2 separate regions of the Homo sapiens genome follow, and region 1 is linked to region 2. A link is an interaction called in ENCODE POLR2A ChIA-PET data of the cell type or tissue named here. Cell type or tissue: OCI-LY7. All regions are shown on one strand.

Region 1 (4,000 bases), 55 kb before region 2:
CTCTGGCGAGGCCACCGTGATCTTCTGCCTGCTTCTGGACACCCTTTTGAGTGGGTGTGGTGGAGCCTGCACCCTCCACTTTGCTGTATCTGCTTCCACCAAACTTGCGTAATTTCAAAATCTACCTGAAACTTGTTATTTTTTTTTCCTGGCTCACCCTCTCTGCTGCAGTGACACAGTGGGTGACTCTGCCTTTCCAGAGGCTCCTCTAAGTGCCCTTCTGACCAGATGATTGGAGTGGAGTGCCTTTCCCTGCTGGACTTCGCCACTTCCTGCCCCTGAATGCTCATCATCCCTGGCCACTCCCCTCTGTCCCCTGCTCACACAGCTCAAATAACCTAAGCCTTTATTTTCCCCCCAGACCTTTAAGCTTCTATATCCATCTCTTAGCTGGATATTTTCGCCTGAATACCCAGATCCCATAGATCAATGAAGACGACCATGCGAGAGGAGAAAAGAGACGAGATGGCAATACCCACAGCACGTTTCTATCCTCCATGCTGAGCACGCTATGTAGTTAAGAAATGTTTGTTGAATGAATGAATGAGTGAATGAATACATGTATAGCCAAGTGAGCTCGGAAATACTCAGAGGATACCTTTTCCTGGTCCCTGTCTGCCATCACTGTGACTTTCCCCAGCCACATACAGGGAAGTGTAGTTCATCTGATGGGCAGTTTCAAAGCAGATGAAATTAGCCAGAATGCCGAAGACTGCCTTTAGTATAGGCACACTTTTTCAAGTTTTCATCAGTTAATGCATTTTCCCCTCTCTTGTAATGTAGCTTCTAGCTTCCAAAAAACTGTATTTCGGAAAATGTTCCTAAGGAGACCAGGACTGCTCATACGAGACCACCTCAGCTGAGCTGTTGTTAGTAAGCCCGCAGCCTGCTCTGCTCTCCTTAGCTGTTTCCTCGTTTAACATCGCCACTGAACACTTGCTCTATACCATTAGGCGGCCGCTCTGGAGGAAAATGAAGGATTTGCTGTATAATGTATTTTTTCAAAGAGATTATTTAAGGCACGATTTCTGTTTATGGTCCCAAGATAAATTATAATCACCTTTGTTTACCTCATATTCCTTTCTTAATTAACTGACAACCTATTAGCATACATTTTTTTATCCCAGGAGCATTAATTATACATAATTTATATCATAAGCATTTATTTCATATCAGTGGGATGAATAAAACATTTACCTGCTTATAGCTACTTGAGGTTAACATTTTTATACAAAAAACTCACCTGAGACTTCCAATCAAATTATCAGATTTTTAATTTTGTGTTACATAATGCTACAGTACTGGTCACTGTAGCATTTTATTCCACTCTAGGCTAAACAATCGTTTAGCAGAGTGCCATGCTGGCAGCATTAATTAACCAATGATACATGCTTTGCTGCACAATGAGATGCAGATAATAAAAGTGTAAAATTTGCTCATATGAGAGATGGAGTCCTTCCTGGGATTGTAATACCAATATCAGCCCCGGTGAAGTTACAAAGATCTCCAGGCCTTTTGTGTCATAGTTTGCCAGACTGCAAAGGATCATAGAGGTCAAAGGGCACATTATATTGTCGTTTTAAAGGTGAGGATTCTGAGGGCGAGAGAAGGCAAATACCTTGTACGGCCCGATGCACCAGCAAACAAGTGCCAGAGATTTGAACACGGTGCGAGCACACTGGCCCGGTGCCAGGACAGTTCCACCTGTCGACACAGGTGTGCTCTTCTCTCTCAAAACATGGTAAGCTTTGAATGTTTGCGTCAGGTGGAATATCGTGCCCAGGTGCTTTAAAATGAGATGTACATAAATTAGTCTTTGGTTCAGAAATGTCACAATCTTTCCTGTATGGGGCGGCTTAGGTGATGTCAACAAGGGATTTTTTTAAGCCTCTCAAAAGATGAATAGATTGTGACTGTAATGCCATAAGAAGCCCTAGTTCCAGCCTCTAGGCTTCAAATTAGGCTACACTTTTCTCTAATCATCATATCCCTTTGCCACCACACTTCTCACTGGCTGTCTTCTTGCTCTGAACAGATGAATTTGCAAGACCATGGATCCTGTCCTCTACCTTCTCTGTAACTATTTTGTTCACCAACTACAGTTACCCAGAAACCAGTGGCAATGTTAGTTAGAATACAAATGGACCTTTTTACCTGAAAACTCCTTTGTTGCTTAGAATGAAATTCAGAGGATTTTGCTGTTTTTTTTTTTTTTTTTTTTTTTTTTTTTTTTGACAGGAGGAAAAACGCACTATACTTGCACAGAACTGAACGAGCTTGCTAAAGATCCGGGCTGTGGATGGAGAAGAAAGGGACTCACCAGAGATCATTAAGCACCTGCTGTGTGACAGAGTCTCTGCCTGGCCCTCATCCGTGCCATCTCATTTGATTCAATTTTGGGAAATAACACAATTATCCTCACCTCGTAGATGAGAAAACTGAAGTTTAAAAAGGTTAAGCCATTCGTTCAGAGCCACAGCTGCAGCAGGAGACAGTGCTGGGATTTGAACCAAGGTCCATATACTTTTAAAATCCAAGCTGTTTCTATGACACCACACTAATAACAAGGCAGATGGTAACAGGCATTTAGGTAGAACTGCTGAAAAACCCTTTTCCCATGTTTTTCATCTCCTGATTTTGAGGTACAAATGTGGTTTCTTTAATATATTCTGCCATCTTGCCTGGAAAGAATGTAGCATATTTCTCTTGAAGAAATCTTTTTGCATCACTAACGAGTCAACGTGGAGAGAAAACACTTGGTGTCAATGTTGGGGCATAGTTAGAGAAATCTGTTTCTTGAATCTCCTCTCATAATGTGGAAATGGTAACAAAGGCAGAAAGAAAACCATACAAAGCAAAATATGGGGGTCCCAGAGTTCCCTGGGAGACAAAGCAGCCCAGCCCAGTGAATTCTCCGCAGCGACCTTCGCAGATACTCGCCTGTGCCCAGCCGGCCGGGTGACCCCGCAGCCCCACTCTGCTCGAGGTCCGTCCCATCATACATCCGGAAGCCAGGCAGCATCCAGGGCTTGCTCATGAGCCCTGCCTTCAGCGGCATCACCTTCTTATACTCATCAAGGAAAGGCTGGACCTCTTCAAAGGCCTTCCTGGCTCCCAGCTCTCTTCATGTTGTCTTCATAAGAAATCTCATCTGGGCCCATGCCATCAAATGCCCATGACTATTTCGCCACTCCTCATGCATGCATCCCCCGGTACACAGTCTGAGATGTTGTACTCAATGGCTTCCTTAGGAAATCTCAAATCCACCTAAAGAAAATGTGTATTACACCACACTCATGATCCCCCACACAAAAAGTAATATTAGCTCAGTAAATGATATCCTCTAAATACTTGCTCAAACAACAACAAAAAAACCTTCTCCCATATCCAATCTACTGCCTGTCTATTTTGCCTCCTAAATGGATCTTGAATTCATCCCTGTTTTTCCACTTTCACTGCCATCATCATAAGCTTGGCTGTTAATTTCACTCACATGAACTTCTACAATTGCCTTCTAATTGTTATCACCTCATCTAATTTTTAAACTGTAACTAGAATAATCTTTTCAAGATGAAAATCTGATTATATCAAATATCCATTAAAATAATGAGAAGGACATCTCAAAGTTCAGAACAGGAACAGAAACAGAAACCATAAAGAAAAGTTTGATAAAGTAGGTCATATAAAAATATTTCTGCGGACAAGATCACACTAAACAAAATCAAAAGATAAAATACACGCTTGGAAAATTAAAAAGTACTGATTTTCTTAAACTATAAAGACACTTTAAAGTAGTCAAAAAAGTCAAACAACTCAATAAAAAAAATAGGCAAAGAACAAGATAGGCAGGTGCACACACAGACTTGCACACACACACTCGCACAAGCACAAATGGCTCTTAAACATTTTAAAAGATATTCAGTGTTATTTATAATAAGAGACAGACAAATTAACAACAAAATATGATACAATTTTTTGCTTGTCAGAGTAGCAAAAGTTG
Region 2 (4,000 bases):
AGGAGAGCTGCTTCTGAGAAGGTTTGGGCACTTACCTCCTCCTAGATGGCAATCTACATTGTCCTTGTAATGGCAGATTCTCCGTGGGATTGGCCCACTGGTTGTCTCTCTATATCCCATGATGCTTTTATTTCGGGAGGCTCATCAGACTCTTCTTCCAGGAAGCCTTGGTCAGAGCCACTCTGGGCTGACTTTCACTGTACCAAGCACCATGCTAAGACAGTCAGTTAAGTTTTAATAACTGAGCCTTGGGAGTAAGGTTGGGCTTTCGAGTCCTGCTTTCTCAAAGGATCCTGGAGCTCTGCTGTGCACGTTTGCTCACATGCCCTCCTTCTCCCCCCACCCATCACAGGTCAGTGCTGTCTCGCACAGGAGAAGGTGCTGGCTTCCCCTGACGTCCTCTGTGGGTAGACTCACAGGAGCTCTGCATTCAGTGATCATGTGATGAGGATCAGGAATTTCAAAGAGGAATTTCAGCACTGCCTGCACTGAAATAATCACGTTTGACCTCACAAGGAACAGCAGGTTGGGCAGAACGTTAAGTGTCAGGCAGCATGAGAGCCCACACGCAGGGCACGCAGCCTGGGACTGAACCAGAAGAAGGTCTGCCATTGAGGATTTAGCAAGGGGAGTAGCTCATGATGAGGCGAGAAACAACTGTTTCCAGTCAGGTCCAACAACCTCCCTGAGGTAATCACAAAGTCATTCTAATATCTGGACTATAGAAATCCAAATTTCGTCTCCATCCTTTGGAGCTAAATTTCTGACGCTCCTTTCAACAAGATGAGAACCTGCCACTTTGGTTGGAACCAGGCCCTGGGCCTCACTGTGAAGGCTGAACGAGGATGACCAGAGCCGGGACCTTGGACACACTGGGAAGTGACCATCCAGCAATGTGTGAGGCCTGGGGGAAGGAGGAAAGAAAGCAGCCGGGGGAGGCCTTGGGGCAGAAAAGAGATGGACATGGAGGCCATTCAAAGCAGGGGAGAGACTCAAGGCGTGAGAAGACAGGCCTGGGGCTCAAGGTGGATCTGTTAAGGTCCGTGGTTACAGCCCGCTGCCCCAGGTGAGGGAGGATGCTACTGAAGGATGCGGAGTTTTTTAGGGAACTACCATGCAGGTTTTCCCTCGACCATCCCCATCCCTTGATTGACCTTACCATTCTCCCTTCAGGTAAACTGAAAAACAGAACCATAACAGAGGGATACTCACTCTCCACTCTGGTACATATTCATATTTCTTTTAGACCCTTCTCACAGGATCCTAGATAGGGAAATAACTTCAGACAAAACTTGGAACAAGACTCCTATCTTCACGTAGCTGCCCAGTAGCACATGGGTAAGTCACCTGAGACCCAGAGAAGTCAAGATTGTTTGTCTAAGAAATCTAATAACTGGCCAGGAGCGGTGGCTCACCCCTGTAATCCCAGCACTTTGAGAGGTCGAGGCAGGTGAATCACGAGGTCAGGAGTTCGAGACCAGCCTGGCCAATGTGGGGAAACCCCATCTCTACTAAAAATACAAAAAAAAATTAATTGGGTATGGTGGCAGGTGCCTGTAATCCCAGCTACTTGGGAGGCTGAGGCAGGAGAATCCCTTGAACCCAGGAGGAGGAGGTTGCAGTGAGCCGAGATCACACCATTGCACTCCAGCCAGGGCGACAGTGTGAGATTCTATCTCAATTTAAAAAAAAGAAAAAAAGAAAAAAAAGAAACAAAAAAAGAAATCTAAGAAATCTAATAACCCAGGTGGGCTAGGACAATTTTATTTACACCACATGCAAATGTTTCTTCCTCCCAGAAAATGTACCTGACCAACAATTAGACTTTGTGAAGAGCTACCTGAAACCCCCAGCCCTATTCTCTTATTTCTCATTGTATCCATTTAGAGGTTTCTGTGAAATCAAAATATTTCTCCTAGCATTAAGAGAAAGGGAAGGCAGATGTTAATCTCAACAAGATTTCAAGTAGTCCCTAATAATCTCTAGGCTAGGTGCTTAAAAAAGCCAGCATAAGTTCTCTGGCTTTTGGACTTCTTCACATTAAGGAAGTTTCTATCCCTAACTTCTCCAACTTCTCCCTTTCTAGGAAGAGTTGGAAGTTAGCATTGGGATCAGGAAACCCACACCCACATCTAACACTTGCTTCTCTCCAACTCTTTGGAACAAATCTTACATGTACAACTAATCCATGAAGACTTTTGATTTCCCTTCCCTGGGATAGAATTGGTATATAGAAGACAAAGGGGACCAGTTCGGCTCACGGTCTATGAAATCCTGTAATTTGGAGATAAACTGGATGCTAATTTCTCCAAATTTTGGCTCCTGATAATCACAGCTAAATTTTGAAATGCAAAACTAAGCTATGACTAATGCTTTTCTCTCTGACTTTCTCTAATAAGAACACTGCTAGTAGGAGCAGGGGAGAAACATGGAAAGAAGGAATTTTAAAATCGCAGAACTTTATTTCAAATACTACCCTCAATGCTCTTGTGTAGACTGCACTGTCATGAATTTTATATTTTTGCGTGTCCTAATGATCTCCATAAACAGAAGTTGAGGAACATTCTAATCTCCTTGAAATAAGGGGTTCCAGTGGAGAGATTTTTAAGAGTCAGTCTGACCAAAAGTCAAGCTTCAGTTTCAACATTTGTGAGTCCTGTGGCCTTTGACTAATTGTTTACTCTAAACTACAATTTCCACAACTGTAGAATGAGTCATAATTGATTTTGCATTTTTATGAAGATTAGAGATAATATATTCAATGCACTGATGTGTAGGTAGATTGATAATCACTAGTCTCCTTCTTTCTGTTTTCTGAATTTCCTGAAGACTCAAACCTAGTCTCATCATTCACCTCCTGAGACCTTAAAGAAGCATTCTTATTGGATTTGTTGATCCTGCTTTTATTCTTAGATTGTATTGCACCTGAAAAACTCCAGACTTGACAAATGCATCTAAACCTGCTGAGTGCATTTTTTACCGAATATCTTTTTGATGACGCTGTTACAGAAAGCATGGCCTGTTCAGTTTCAGGGGGTAAAATGTGTCCCTTTCAATGTGGAGAACTATCTGAGGCCCTTTCTAGGACTGGCTCTGCATGTGCTGAATGATCCATACCAATAACAGGATCTGGTTCTAGCAGGTCTAAGAAGCCTACCCACTACCCTTGTTATTCAGCATCTGTTGTCTGAGTCAGGGTAGAGAGCTGTTACTCCATGGGGACAGTCACAATACTTCTCCCAGCCTCCCTGCTGCAGGACGTTCCATTGTGCCCCACTAAATGCTAACAGACTCAGATTTCTGTCAACACCGTCCTTACCCTCCTGTACTTCACCTGCTCCCCAGGACCCAGGAAGTAACGGCCTAGCTCTCCAGCTAGGCATTGAAAGCCAACACCTGTTCACAACTCATCCTAACTCAAGTTCCTACTGTTTCCCCTTCTGGCAGCTTACACTCTTGCCCCAATCCTTAGCTCAGGCTAAACATTTCCTTTCTTTTCATTCTGGATTCGAATCCTAATAAAAGATGAAGATACAGTTCAAATGCCTCTTCTCCTTGAACCTTGGCTTTCCTCTGTAGTTCTAAATGAGCCGTTCTCCTCTTCCCTTCCACAGAAATGGGCTCAACCGGTCTGCGGCCCTGGTCACTGTGTGTCTAACATCACAGTGGACTCACACTCCCATCGTCTAACCTCGATGGTCTGGAAGGAGCTGAGGGTAGATTTCATGTGTGAATCATCTCTGTGGCCCTGCTGGGATCACATGGCATCCTGAAAGACTGTTGGATGTTTAACACAGTGGGCATTGGGACAAGTTTATCTATTTTAAATCCAAAAACAAACCATTCTGATTTATTTTTAAATTAATTTTCCAGTGTATATATACCATGAGTATAGTAACAGATGTTCCTTGGATATTCTAAAATGTATACTCATTAACTATATGTAAATTCAATTGTTTTTAAATTGTTTCCTGCCCCAGTCTCTCATTATCATGTCATT

What was found. Peaks named below come from ENCODE experiments on the same cell type or tissue, not always from the same donor. Only the 100,000 strongest peaks of a DNase experiment are listed, where the experiment ranks them.
Region 1: POLR2A ChIA-PET joins it to region 2 with 5 read pairs; 2 of 35 experiments call an interaction of 5 or more read pairs at or near these places.

The regions. Positions count from the first base shown.
Region 1 is chr2:7,904,282-7,908,281 of GRCh38, forward strand. No RefSeq gene overlaps it. Among named protein-coding and RNA genes, the nearest start is that of LINC00298, 71 kb to the right of the region's middle. In OCI-LY7, no CTCF peak of the experiment used is centred here; a DNase peak (open chromatin) is centred at 1,730; H3K4me3 peaks cover 345 bases.
Region 2 is chr2:7,959,102-7,963,101 of GRCh38, forward strand. All of the region lies in intron 2 of LINC00298 (long intergenic non-protein coding RNA 298), which reads right to left. Among named protein-coding and RNA genes, the nearest start is that of LINC00298, 16 kb to the right of the region's middle. In OCI-LY7, no CTCF peak of the experiment used is centred here; no DNase peak of the experiment used is centred here.